Linked DNA regions of Homo sapiens: region 2 is linked to region 1. A link is a contact called in ENCODE Hi-C or POLR2A ChIA-PET data. All regions are on one chromosome and are shown on one strand. Each heading gives the region's core, a stretch centred on a gene start or an enhancer-like site at or near the end of the contact. The rest is flanking DNA. Distances are from core to core; before and after follow the strand shown. Region 1 has its middle 35 kb from the start of BAG3. Region 2 holds the start of RGS10 (regulator of G protein signaling 10).

Evidence for each region. A loop is a pair of places that touch in the nucleus more often than their neighbours do. ChIA-PET counts read pairs that join two places held with the same protein, here RNA polymerase II (POLR2A). Pooled maps may share reads with other maps.
Region 2: a pooled map shows a loop between it and region 1 (8-fold over the local background). The contact joins the promoter of RGS10 here to the enhancer-like site in region 1. A Hi-C loop is called at or near these places in 7 of 50 pooled maps. POLR2A ChIA-PET finds 5 or more read pairs at or near these places in 3 of 52 experiments (CD8-positive, alpha-beta memory T cell, H1 and HEK293).

What each region holds. Positions count from the first base shown.
Region 1 is chr10:119,683,487-119,689,638 of GRCh38, forward strand. It overlaps the pseudogene TXNP1. Among named protein-coding and RNA genes, the nearest start is that of BAG3, 35 kb to the left of the region's middle. RefSeq lists a silencer at 221-400 and enhancers at 3,150-4,086, 4,087-5,023. Within about 2 kb of position 3,250, at least 15 of the 41 ENCODE cell types and tissues checked have a DNase peak (open chromatin) inside an H3K27ac peak, as active enhancers do.
Region 2 is chr10:119,540,163-119,546,314 of GRCh38, forward strand. RGS10 (regulator of G protein signaling 10) reads right to left here and starts at 2,557. Exons shown (of 5, transcript NM_001005339.2): 1 at 2,428-2,557. The coding sequence starts at 2,476. RefSeq lists silencers at 2,010-2,179, 2,230-2,969, 2,980-3,049, 3,100-3,259 and enhancers at 3,470-3,549, 3,812-4,320.

The DNA.
Region 1 (6,152 bases), core at 2,000-4,499:
GAAAAATCCATCTCAAAAACAAACAAACAAACAAACAACAAAAAAAAACTGGAAGGTTGGCATGCATTTGACTTCACATTCTGAAGCAACATCCTGACAGTCAGCCACATGTACTTCAAAGAATACCATGTTGGAATACTTTTCAGAGAGGGAATGAAAGAAAAGCTTGATCTTTTTGCAAGGCCCATACCACGTGGCTGAGAAGTCAACCATGACAAATTTATCACCTGCAGCCTCCAAGCCTTCCTGAAAAGCAACCTTGCTCTCAATTTGCTTCACCATCTTGGCTGCTAGGGTCTGAGGAGCAGCTGTAAGAACCGATGGAAACGGATCCAAAAGTGCCGGATCGAGCTTGGAGCTCTGGTACCCTCTTTCTCCTGAATGCCAAACTTATCTATGCCTACAGGGCACACAGAAAGGTGAGCATTCAGCTGATATCCTCTAGGAACCTGGAATTCAAATCCTGGGGTCCCCTCAGGGATCCCCCAGCACTGAGTCAGCTCTATCCCAGCACAAGCCTTCCACAAGGTGCGATCCCACAGTTCACAGAGGCCAGCCAGGTGGAGGATTGACAGAGCCAAGCTGTCACAAGTTGGATGTAGTCTGGGGGCAGAGCCAGGGACTGATGCTTGGCCCCACGCAGCAATTGTCATGTGGGGCATTGGTCCAGCGTTACAAGAGATTTCCAATTTTCCAGAAAGACCAGAAATTTGTTCCTGTGAAATCTCTCAATTTTTAATTTTTTTTTTTAAGATGGAATTTCACTCTTATTGCCCAGGTTGGAGTGCAGTGGCGCAATCTCTGCTCACAGCAACCTCCACCTCCCTGGTTCAAGTGATTCTCCCATCTTAACCTCCCAAGTAGCTGGGATTACAGGCACCCGACACCATGCCCGGCTAATGTTTGTAATTTTAGTAGAGACCAGGTTTCACCACGTTGCCCAGGCTGGTGTCGAACTCCTGACCTCAGATGATCTGCCTGCCTTGGCCTCCCAATGTGCCGGGATTGCAGGTGTGAGCCCCAGCCTGACAATGAAATTTTCCCATCAAGAGGTATTAAGGGAGGGACAGGCTTCATGAACCCTTTAAAAAAATGTTTATGTCACTTTTCACTCAGGGCAATGAGTGCTTACTTGCCCTACATTTTCATAACCAAAAGAGTACACACAAGACTCTTGTCTAAATGTGACTGTTCTCAGCCAACTCTGTCCACCCTCTGACACTGAAGTAGCTGACATAATTTAAAAATGTCTCCCAAAAGGTGCCCAGTTTCATTAACATTTTTTGGAGATAATTTTGACTAATTATTGGGTCACAAATTTCCTTCAGACAAAAAAAGACAAAAAGGCCCATTATCCCAAATATATACCTTTCAAACCCTTAGGATTTAAAAATACTAAAAACATGGTAACTTCTCCATGTTTGTTTTTTGTTCCTTATATTTCACTCTAACGATCAAGATACAAGAAAATACATAGAGGCGATCGATAGCTACCCTGATTTGATCCTATGCATTTATACATGTATCAAAATATCTTCAGGATAAGAACAACTATAATATATCAATAGAAATTTAAAAATTAAAGAAATTAACAAAAGAGTCTGTGCATGGTGGCTCACGCCGGTAATCTCAGCACTTTGGGAGGCCAAGGCAGGTGGATCACTTGAGGCCAGGAGTTTGAGACCAACCTGGACAACATGGCGAAACCCCGTCTCTACCAAAAATACAAAAAAAATTAGCCGGGCGTCATGGCGCATGCCTGTAATCCCGGCTACTTGGGGGGCTGAGGCTGGAGAATAGCTTGAACCCAGGAAGCAGAGGTTGCAGTGAGCCGAGATCACGCCACTGCACTGCAGCCTGGGCAACATAGACTCTGTCTAAAAAAAAAAAAAAGTAAGAAATTAACAAACAAAAGAAAATATATTGTTTAAAAATAAAATTACATTTCATAATTATTGCACGAACAGATTTAAGGATAAAGTTTCCAGTTAGAATGAAAGAGAGAAGGCATGTGTTTACAAACAAGCACGAGGCCCAAGAATAACTTACTGATTAGTATAAAATGTAAATGGTTGATTTTGCACAAATGCGATTTTTCTTTCTTTCTTTTTTATTTTTTTGTGGTCCACTGGAATGAGAAACTCAAAATCTTTCTTTAGAGCTAAGGCTTTTTTCTTCAATCGACTTCCTCAGGTTGAAAGGAGTTAAGGCTTTACCAAAGCAATTTGAAGGTTTGAAATCTCCAGGGAGATTGATTTATGAGTACAGTACACGTTAAGGCTACCTCTGACCTTGGCAGATTGTGGCTGTTAAATTAGGCCCTGGAGTCCTGAGACAGGGGCTCTTCATCTTAGCCTCCTAGCCTCCTTAGTATCTCACTGTGTGTCAGCAATTCCATGAATCCCATTGGATTCATGAAATTTCATTCATGGAATTGGATTCCTACTCATGGAATTTAATGTAATTCCATTGGATTCATGGAATTCCACTTCAGTTCTGTGATTCTCAGTAATATTTCTTTCTTTTTTTTTTTTTTTTTTTTTTTTGAGACAAGGTTCCTCTCTGTCACCCAGTCTGGAGTGCAGTGGCACGACTTAAGCTCACTGCAACCTCCGTTGGCCTCCCTGGCTCAAGCAATTCTCTTGCCTCAGCTTCCCCAGTAGTTGGGCACCACCATGCCCGGCTACTTTTCGCATTTTTCGGTAGAGAGGGGGGTTTCGCCATTTTGGCCAGGCCGGCCTCGAACTCCTGACCTCAGGTGATCCTCCCACCTCGGCCTCCCAAAGTGCTGGGATTACAGGCGTGAGCCACCGTGCCTGGCCAGTTCTGTGATTCTTTGGAGTGCCATGGCGCCATCTCGGCTCACTGCACCTCCGCCTCCCGGGTTCAAGCGATTCTCCTGCCTCAGCCTCCTGAGTAGCTGGTATACAGGTGTGTGCCACGACGTCAAGCTGATTTTTGTTATTTTACCTGAGACGGGGTTTCACCATATTGGCCAGGCTGGTCTCAAACTCCTGGCCTCAAGTGATCCACCTGCCTCGGCCTCCCAAAGTGCTGGGGCTACAGGTGTGAGCCACCACACCAGGCCTCAGGTCTGAGGTTCCTAATTCAGGACTCACCCGCACTAATTGAAACCTGAGGTGAGGGATTTCTCCTCGCTGACCAGTAGGGGGCGCGTCGTGACTGCGCCTTCTGCTTTCACTCCCCGCGCAGGGAAATCCTGTCCTGCTCTCTCAGGGAGCAGTTCCTGACGGTGGGCTCCATTTTATAATAGAATGACTCACCTGAAGAATCACTTCTTTCATTATTTCGTATTCCTCACAATACCAGTGACACACAAAGGCTTTATTTGAAAAACCAAGTAAAGGAAACGAGCACAGGATGTCTGTGCTGGTCTGGTCGGCGTTTATCTCAGCTGGTGAGAACGCAGCCACGCCTCTGTTCACACTGTCATTCCTCCAATAAATAAGATATCCCTGTTTTCTAAAGTCAGGGAGATTTATGAGTCAGAAGTAATCGGATCCACAATCTGATTAGAATTCTATCCTCATAACGGGAGCTGACCGCATCCGCATCCATTTGTGGTCCGGCCCAGTCACCACTTGGTTGGTGTTCTAGCACTATAAGCCAGACTGTGGGGTGGGGGAAGGTGAGTGCTCCCCGCACTTTAATGCCGGGCTTATTTTTCCCTAAGGACCAGGATCGAAATAATGTTAACAGGAAAAACATGCTTCCTCGTATGAGACTGCAGTATTTCACCTTGTATGAGAAAGGAAAAATGAAGGGTGAGACCTGCTTGTTTCTTACATAACTAGGGAGAAATCCATCCCCCCTCTCACCCCGTAGCTCTTCCTGGTGGCAGTAATGATCAGAACCGGGAGTACCCAACTTCTTTCATGCTTGGGGGACTAGAGCTGCCCCCTCCATGCAGAATGGGCAAAGTAAGGGCAGAGGAGATCCATTAGCATCACAATAGGCCTAAAGCCTGCATTTGAAAGCTTCAAGAAAAGACTGAGAGGCAATCTCTTGCTGTTTCCCCTAAAGGCAGATTGGCAGATCAGTCCTCCTATCCGGAGCAGCTAGAAAAGCTGGCAAAACAAACAAGACCTATCTGAAGGTGAGCCGCCAAGGGGGTGAGGATTTGAGGGTCAAGGTCCTGGAGAGAAGGGTTAGCAGAGCTTTGAATTTTGAGGCATTTGCCTATTTCATGAGGCAGAGAAGCTCCCAGCAGTCTCATGCTAAGGAAGGAAGAGCTCAAGTAGTCGCCGCCAGCTTTCAACTTCCAAAGGGCCTCACCCTTTGGAAGGAACAGGAATGAAAATAGAGAAACTCTCACAAAGACTGAAACCCAGCTTCCCATTGGCTTACCGTTTGACTGTGTTACAGGAAAGGGGTCTTGATCCAGACCACAAGAGAAGGTTCTTGGATCTGGAGCAAGAAGGAATTCAGGGTGAGTCCATAGAGTAAAGTGAAAGCAAGTTTATCAGGAAAGTAAAGGAATAAAAGAATGGCTACCCCATAGGCACAGCAGCCCCGAGGGCTGCCGGTTGCCCATTTTTATGGTTATCTCTTGATGATATGCTAAACAAAGGGTGGATTATTCATGCCTCCCCTTTTGAGACCATATAGGGTAACTTCCTGATGTTGTTATGGCATTTGTAAACTGTCATGGTGCAAGTGGAGTGTGGCAGTGATGACAACCAGAGGTCACTGTTGTCACTATCTTGGCTTTGGTGGGTTTTAGCCGGCTTCTTTACTGCAACCTGGTTTATTAGCAAGGTCTTTATGACCTGTATCTTCTGCTGACCTCCTATCTCATCCCATGACTTAGATTGCCTAACCTTCTAGGAATGCAGCCCAGCAGGTCTCAGCCTTATTTTACGCAGCCCCTACTCAAGATGGAGTTACTTTGGTTCAAACGCCTCTGATAATTGGATTAGGGCAAGCTTTCGCAACCTCAGTGCTATTGACACTGATAAATTGACATTATCAGTGGACCATCCTATGCAATGTTTAGTATTCCTGGCTTTTAACCACTGGATGCCAGTAGCACCTCTCCTTCCCCAAATTCTGACAACCAAACTTTCTCCAGACATTGCCAAATGTCCCCTGGTGGGGAAAATCACCTGTGGTTGAAAACCACTGGATTAAGGGTGCCTGCCCAGACCCCAACTGCCTTCCAGAAGCAAAAATAAATCTTACTATCATCTAGGGCCTCAAATTATATCTGTAATTTTTCATACATGATATGCAGCACTTAATAAAGAACAAAGCTTTAAAATACATAACAAAGTTGACAGAACTAAAAAGAGAAATAGACAAATCCACAATCATAGTGGGAGATGTTAAGACACATTTCTGAGAAAATGATGGACTAAGCAGAAAAAAAAAATCAACAAGGTTAGGGTAACAGGGTAAACTACGGAGAGAAGTATCTGGAGGAAAAGAGAAAGGTATCAGGTCTGGGTGCGTGAAAGAGGGGTTGGCAGGAAGGGGGGTATTGAGCGCAGATGGAGAAATGGAGAGAAAAGGAGGGTCTTTGTGGGCCCCCTCTTTCTGGAGGCTTAATTCTATAAGACCTTTTCCGCATGAACGGTACAAGGGAACTGTGTCGTTTCCTTTGTTCCTTCATCCAGACTATACTGGCTGCTCTGTGAAATCTATCTGTACCTCCAGTCTGCCGGAGGCATGTGAACCAGAGCAACTTCACCTTGAATAGGAGCTGGGTAAAATGAGACTGAAACCTACTGCACTGCATTCCCAGAAGGTTAGGCATTCTAAGTCACACGATGAGATAGGAGGTCAGCACAAGATACAGGTCACAAAGACCTTGCTAATAAAACAGCCTGCAGTAAAGAAGCTGGCCAAAACCCACCAAAACCAAGATGGCAATGAGAGTGACCTCACTGCTACACTCCCGCCAGCACCATGACAGTTTACCAATGCCATGGCAACATCAGAAAGTTACCCTATTTGGTCTCAAAAGGGGAGGCATGAAGAATCCACCCCTTGTTTAGCATATAATCAAGAAATAACCATAAAAATGAGCAACCAGCAGCCCTTGGGGCTGCTCTGTCTTTGCAGTAGCTATTTTTTTTTTTTTTTTTTTTGAGATGGAGTCTTGCTCTGTCACCCAGGCTATAGTGTAGTGG
Region 2 (6,152 bases), core at 1,307-3,806, 140 kb before region 1:
GGCTATTGGAGTGGAGGCATCCAGTACCAATCCATGATGTTTAGTGGCTGATCTTCCTTCCTTCCTTCCTTTTTTCTTCCTTCCTCCCTTCCTTCCTTCTTTCCTTTTCTTTGGATCTCACTCTGTCACCCAGGGTGAAGTGCAGTGGCACGATCTAAGCTCACTGTAGCCTCAACCTCCCAGGCTCAAGCCATCCTCTCACTTCAGCCGTCTAAGGAGCTGGGACTACAGGCACGCATCACCATGCCTGGCTAATTTTTTAATTTTTTTGTAGAGACGGGGTTTTGCCATGTTTCCCAGGCTTATCTGGAACTCCTGGGCTCAAGCAATCCTCCTGCCTCAGCCTCCCAAAGTGCTGGGATCACAGGTGTGAGCCACTGAGCCCGGCCTGAGACCGACCTTTCTGTCAGTGATGTAACCACATTTTATGAGGTTTAAAATTTGTTGCCCTGAAATAATTTGTTCCCTAAAACTGCCTTCAGCCTTTTTGGGGTGCAACCTGGCTACACGCAAAATCACCCCAAATCCATGTATCTCCCAGGATACAATGGTTCTATCTGTCAGTCTTCAACCCAAAAGCAATCTAAAGTAATAAGTAACGCGTACAGGGCTATTCATAGCAGCTCTATTTATAACAGGCAAAAGGGAGAAAAGCTACTAATTATTACACTTTTATTATGTGCCACACATTGTACTAGGGGCTTCATATGGTTTTGAGTATTTAATCCCATAACCCTATGAAACCCACTTTGCAGGTGGAGAAAGGTGCTGGAACATCAGCTCTCCTGAGTCAAAATGAAGCCTTCATTTTTAGCTTTGTTGATTTTCATGATGTAAATATCCCATCATAACTACTTTCAAGCTACCTATGGTTTACAACCAGTTTCCAAACTTTTTGAATATTTGGCAACTGGCTCTTGCAAGCCAGTTTGAGCCAGCTCCAGCACATCACTGAAACGGAGGCACAGAGAGATCAAGTAATTTGCCCAGTGTTGCTGAATGACAGAGTCAAGGTTAGAACCAAGAGTTTAATTCGAGTCCAGGCTCTGAGCAGCGCTCCACAGGCCTGTGCCAACCATAGAGACTGGTTAACATTAACACCCACAAGGGAATTCTTTGACTCACATGCAACACAAAAAGGTTTACATGACCACTAACGCTAACGGAGCACTTAGTACTTGCCGGGCAACAATGTAAGATCATTACAACAACCCTATGAAATCCTACATATTAAATACAATAATTTGCAAAACCTGATGGATGGAAGACAGGTTCCAATTAAGTACTTTAAAAGGCGAGTAGCTACTGTTATTCCCACTGTGCAGAACCTCATTCTGCAGAAAGGTCCCACGGCTGGTGAATATGGCGAAGGTGAGATTCGGATCCAGCCAGTCTGGTCCCAGTCTCTAAACCACAATGTCCCTCATAAAATACCAGGAGCAGAAAGGAAATGCACCAACGCGTTGGGACTCTGAGCGCCAAGCAGAAGTGAATCTTGGCGTGGGAAGCCCGGCAAAGCCCCCGAACTTCAGAGTCAGGGGAACCTGGGTTTGAAAGCCTCCCCATCACCTGCGGAGTGTGACTGGGGCAAGTTACCTAACAGCGCCTGGCTTCCGCTCCCTCCTCACTCACCGGGTTGTCCTAGGGGTGAAGGGAGAGTTCACCCAACGCGGTGGACAAAGCCCTTGGCGCACCCAAAGGCCTGCACAGGTCGTAGCTATTGTGATGAGCAAAAGGGTGGAAGGACCGGAATCAAGGGCACGGCTCCACCTTCACCGTGGGGTCTTTGGCCTATCAAGTTGCCCGAGATCGTGGCTCAGGCTGGCCCAAAGTGACGGCCAAGGCGAATCCTTCGTAACGTCAGAACTTCGCTGGCTCGGACCGCAGAAGTGCCCTTCTCCATCCTGGGGTTCCGCCACCCTCGCGATCCCACCTTTTGGCTCCTCGCGGCAGAAGCGAAGGCCCCCGACGCCCCAGGCCCAGGGGCCCAGTCGGATGCCCGGGTCCAGCCGTGCTCCCCCGGGCGCTCGGCATCCTTCCACCCACGCCCGCAGCGGAGGCGGAGAGCGTCACGGAGGGAGAAGCCCGCGCGCCGTTCCGCTTTCGGAATCTGGAGCCCCATGTCACCTCCAAAGTTTGGAGATTTGGGGCGCTCCTTTTTCTCCCAGACCATCACTAAAAAGAAAACTGCGGCTGTTCCTCTTTCAGCCAAACTTCCTCCCCGGGGCTCCCGGAGGAGCTCTGCGCTCCCGTCGCGGCTGGGACCGCGAAGGTGCGGTACCCAGCGGGGAGAGGTGGTGCGGTCGGCCGGGGCTCCAGTCTGGGAGGTACCACCGAGCCGCGCCCGAGCACAAGAGGGAGGGCAGGAGGCCGGGCGGGCGAAACGGCGCCCCGACCCCGAGCCCGCGGGCCCCCGAAGCCGCTTACCTGACGGCGGCCGCTTCCTGCTCAGCCGGCTCACGGCGCGGTTGAACATCGCCGCGGGCGCCCGAGGAGGAAGAAGGAGCAGCCCGGCGGCGCGGCGGCTGAGCCGGAGGAAGGCGAGGAGGAGGAGGAGGGCGAGGAGGAGGAGGAGGAGGGCAAGGAGGAGGAGCGGGCTCAGCACCGCCCCGGAGCTCTAGGTCCCCGCCCGCCGCCCTCCTCCTAGCCAGGCGCCGCGTGGCGCGCTCAGTGCGCCCTGCCCGCCCCCGCTGGTGAGGACTCGCGGTTCCGCTCCGGGGTGCCCGGGCGGGGCAGGGCAGGGCAGCCCCGGGTGACCCCCGATCGCCCAGAGTGTGCCCCGCGCCTGGGATAAGGTGCACTGGCCCAGAGGGAGCCCGCGCCGCCGGGAACTTAGTAGCCCCGCGGAGGCGGTTAGCGCGTCCCGGGGTCCCTGGCCCTCGCCTGAGATGCCGCCCCGGCCCGCCCCGCCCAGCTTCAAGCTCCCGGGCCCATCGCGGTCTCCCGCCTTCTCCCTGTAGCCCCGGAGAAACTGGCACGGCGCCGCGGGCGCACCGCGCTTCGGGGCTCTCAGCGAGCCTTCGCAGGTGGCGGGCGGGGTCCCCTCCCGGGTCACAGGCTGGGAAGCCTAGGCCTCGCGGTTCTGCAGAGTCCGGGCGCGGCCCAGCCTGTGGCCTTTGCCTCCTCGTCACCAGGATCCCCGCCTGCTGGGGCCTGGCTGCTCCTCGACTTCGTGGGCGCTGCGCCTTCCCGCCCCGCGAATGCGGGTGGGGCGTCCCCAGGGCCCGTGCGCTGAGCTAGCCGAGCCGCCGCGGGTGGGCGCCCTCTCCCCGGCCGTGCCGCGCGGGCGCCAGGACTCGGGGAGATCTGAGAGGATTCTGCAGGAACCCCCCGGTTCCTGCGCCGGGCGGTGCTCTGTCCCGCACACCGCGCTCTCGGGACACTTCTCTAACTTTGGGGACACGTGGGCACTGCCTCTGGCAGGGCCTTCAGGCTCCACGACCGGGACCACTCAAGCCCCCACGGCGTCACCTGCTGGGCGCTGCGCGCTCTACGGTCTCCTATTATTTCATTTCTTCTATGGAGCAGCCCCAGAGGGGATGTCATTAGCCCCCATTTTCTTGAACATTTGGTTTGCAAGAAATTGTCTTTCTGGCGAGTTTTATTTTTCTCCTTGTGTATCTGGCTTTGTCTCTAAATTGGTCTTTATTTTTAGCTGTACTAATTGCTATTTTTCCAAACCGTTCCCCAGTCGCCCTCCCCCCATCCCCCCGTCCTTTTGCAGTTTTTTTCACTACTTGGCACTTTCTTTTGTATCTTCTATTCTGAGCTTCCAGTTCTGCTCACTTTCCCTCTCCCTCTACCCACCCCACAGCCCCAGTTGCACCCCAAGTGTGGCCGGTGGTTGCTTGTTGTTTCCCTCCCCGCTATTCCCCCTCCAAAAGTCGTTTTCCTCCGAGCATTTCCAAGCACTCTCCCCCTTCTGCTGCCAAAAGAGGATTTCCAGGCTCCTGAAGCGAACGCGGTGACCAAGAACAGGGTTAGACCCAGCGCGGGGAGTTCTGCTTTTAAAACTGCTGTTGTTGGCCTACTCCGGGCCCAGACAAACTTCCATCTCATTGTAATGGGATCAAGCTGTGATACTTAACTATAGGCAAGAGTTTCACCTTTCGTAAGAGCGGGATTTTAAATGCTGGCAGAGTCCTGGATCCAAGTGAGGTCACTGCGTTCTTAAAACAATAAGGGAATTGGTGCAACGCACTCACCCAGAAAACTTCCCCGAGACCAAATTACAAGTAATCCTAAGACAGGAAATAAGCACACTGGCACACAGGGGTAAAAGTTAGGCACAGCAGCTCAGTGTTTTGCTAGTTGCCAAGTCCACCCTAGCGTGTCCTGAAAAACACTGGTGTGGCTTAAGACATGCTATGAATCCCTCCTGAGCTAAGAACCCCAGGCATCTCTTAAATAAAGGGAAAATATAACAGCCTTAAATCACTTTTACTGTCCTGTTAGCACATCAGAGAGTAAGTACAAAAATTAAGATGCATAGTTAGGGCCAGGCGCTGTGGCTCACGTCTGTAATCCCAGCACTTTGGGAGGCAGAGGCAGGCGGATTACCTGAGGTCAGGAGTTCAAGACCAGCCTGGCTAACATGGTGAAGCCCCATCTGTACTAAAAATACAAAAATTAGCCAGGCCTGGTGGCAGGTGCCTGTAATCCCAGCTACTCAGGAGGCTGACACAGAAGAATCACTTGAGCCTGGGAGGAGGAGGTTGCAGTGAGCCAAGATCTGAAGGAGGAGGTTGCAGTGAGCTGAGATCTCACCACTGCACTCCAGCCTGGGCCACAGAGCAAGACTCTGTCTCCAAAAAAAGGAAAAAAAGGCCGGGTGCGGTGGTTCACACCTGTAATCCCAGCACTTTGGGAGGCCAAGGCGGGCGGATCACCTGAGGTCGGGAGTTCGAGACCAGCCTGACGAACATGGTGAAACCTCATCTCTACTAAAAATACAAAATTAGCCAGGCGCGGTGGCAGGCATCTGTAATCCCAGCTACTCAGGAGGCTGAGGCAGGAGAATCGCTTGAACCCGGGAGGCAGAGTTTGCAGTGAACTGAGATCGAGCCATTGCACTCCAGCCTGGGTGACTGAGCAAGACTCCATCTCAAAAAAAAAAAAAAAAAAAATGCATGGTTAACGTTTAAGTGCACAGTTTAAAATTTTTGCCTGGGACATTGAAATTGCTATAAATACCTGTTTTAAGTGTCTGAAGGTTCAAAAGCCAGTTTTCAAAGTGTATTGTGCAAAAGACCACGTATAAAAGTATAAAGCCTCCTAACTCCTAAAACTCGCCAAATGCACACACACATACACACACACACTCACACACACACACACACACACACACACGATTAAGTTCCAACCGTGGTTTGCATTGGATTGAAGGTGCTCACCATCCCAATGGCATTTTTCCTGTAATTCCAGCATGCACTTTCTGAAGCTTTTTTTTTTTTTTTTTTTTTTTTTTGAGACAGAGGTTTCACTATGTTGTCCAGGCTGATTTCTGACTTCTGGGCTCTCAAGTGATCCTCCCTCCTTAGCCTCCTAAGTCAAGCCTTCACAAACAAACTGCGGTAGCCAGTGTGGGGAAGAAGAGGATGAGCGGTTTAGCCCCTTTCTTCCCCTGCTGGTCTCACTTTTGGTTCAAGGATGTTTACATCAGGCAAGAAGCAAGAGCCCCGGATGTCTTCTGGTAACACAAGATTTCAGAGGGATTACTGGCTTTGGAGTTCAATATTTTCATTCTACCCAGAAACTAAAATATTGGTAAGCTGTGAATACATTTTAGAGCCTCTCATCACCAGAATTTATGTAACAAGACTATTCTAGGCCAGTTGAGGCAGACAAGGTATAGTAAAATGAATAAGTGGCCAACTTAAAGTCAAGAGACCTGGGTACTAATCTGACCAAACAGCAACCAGCTGTGTGGACACACCAGATGTGTCCTCAAACACATCGTAGCCTCAAGGGACAGGGCAAGGAGAGGTCCACCTACACTCCGAGCAAGTGGTATTCAATAGCAATAAACAAAAAAGCATCTGGCATCGTGCCCAGCACATGTAGGCACACAAAAAATTACTGGAATTTTAATTACTCTTACTCCCCCTACAATGATGTTTTAATAAATGATAAACTTTATGGTACAGCCAGTC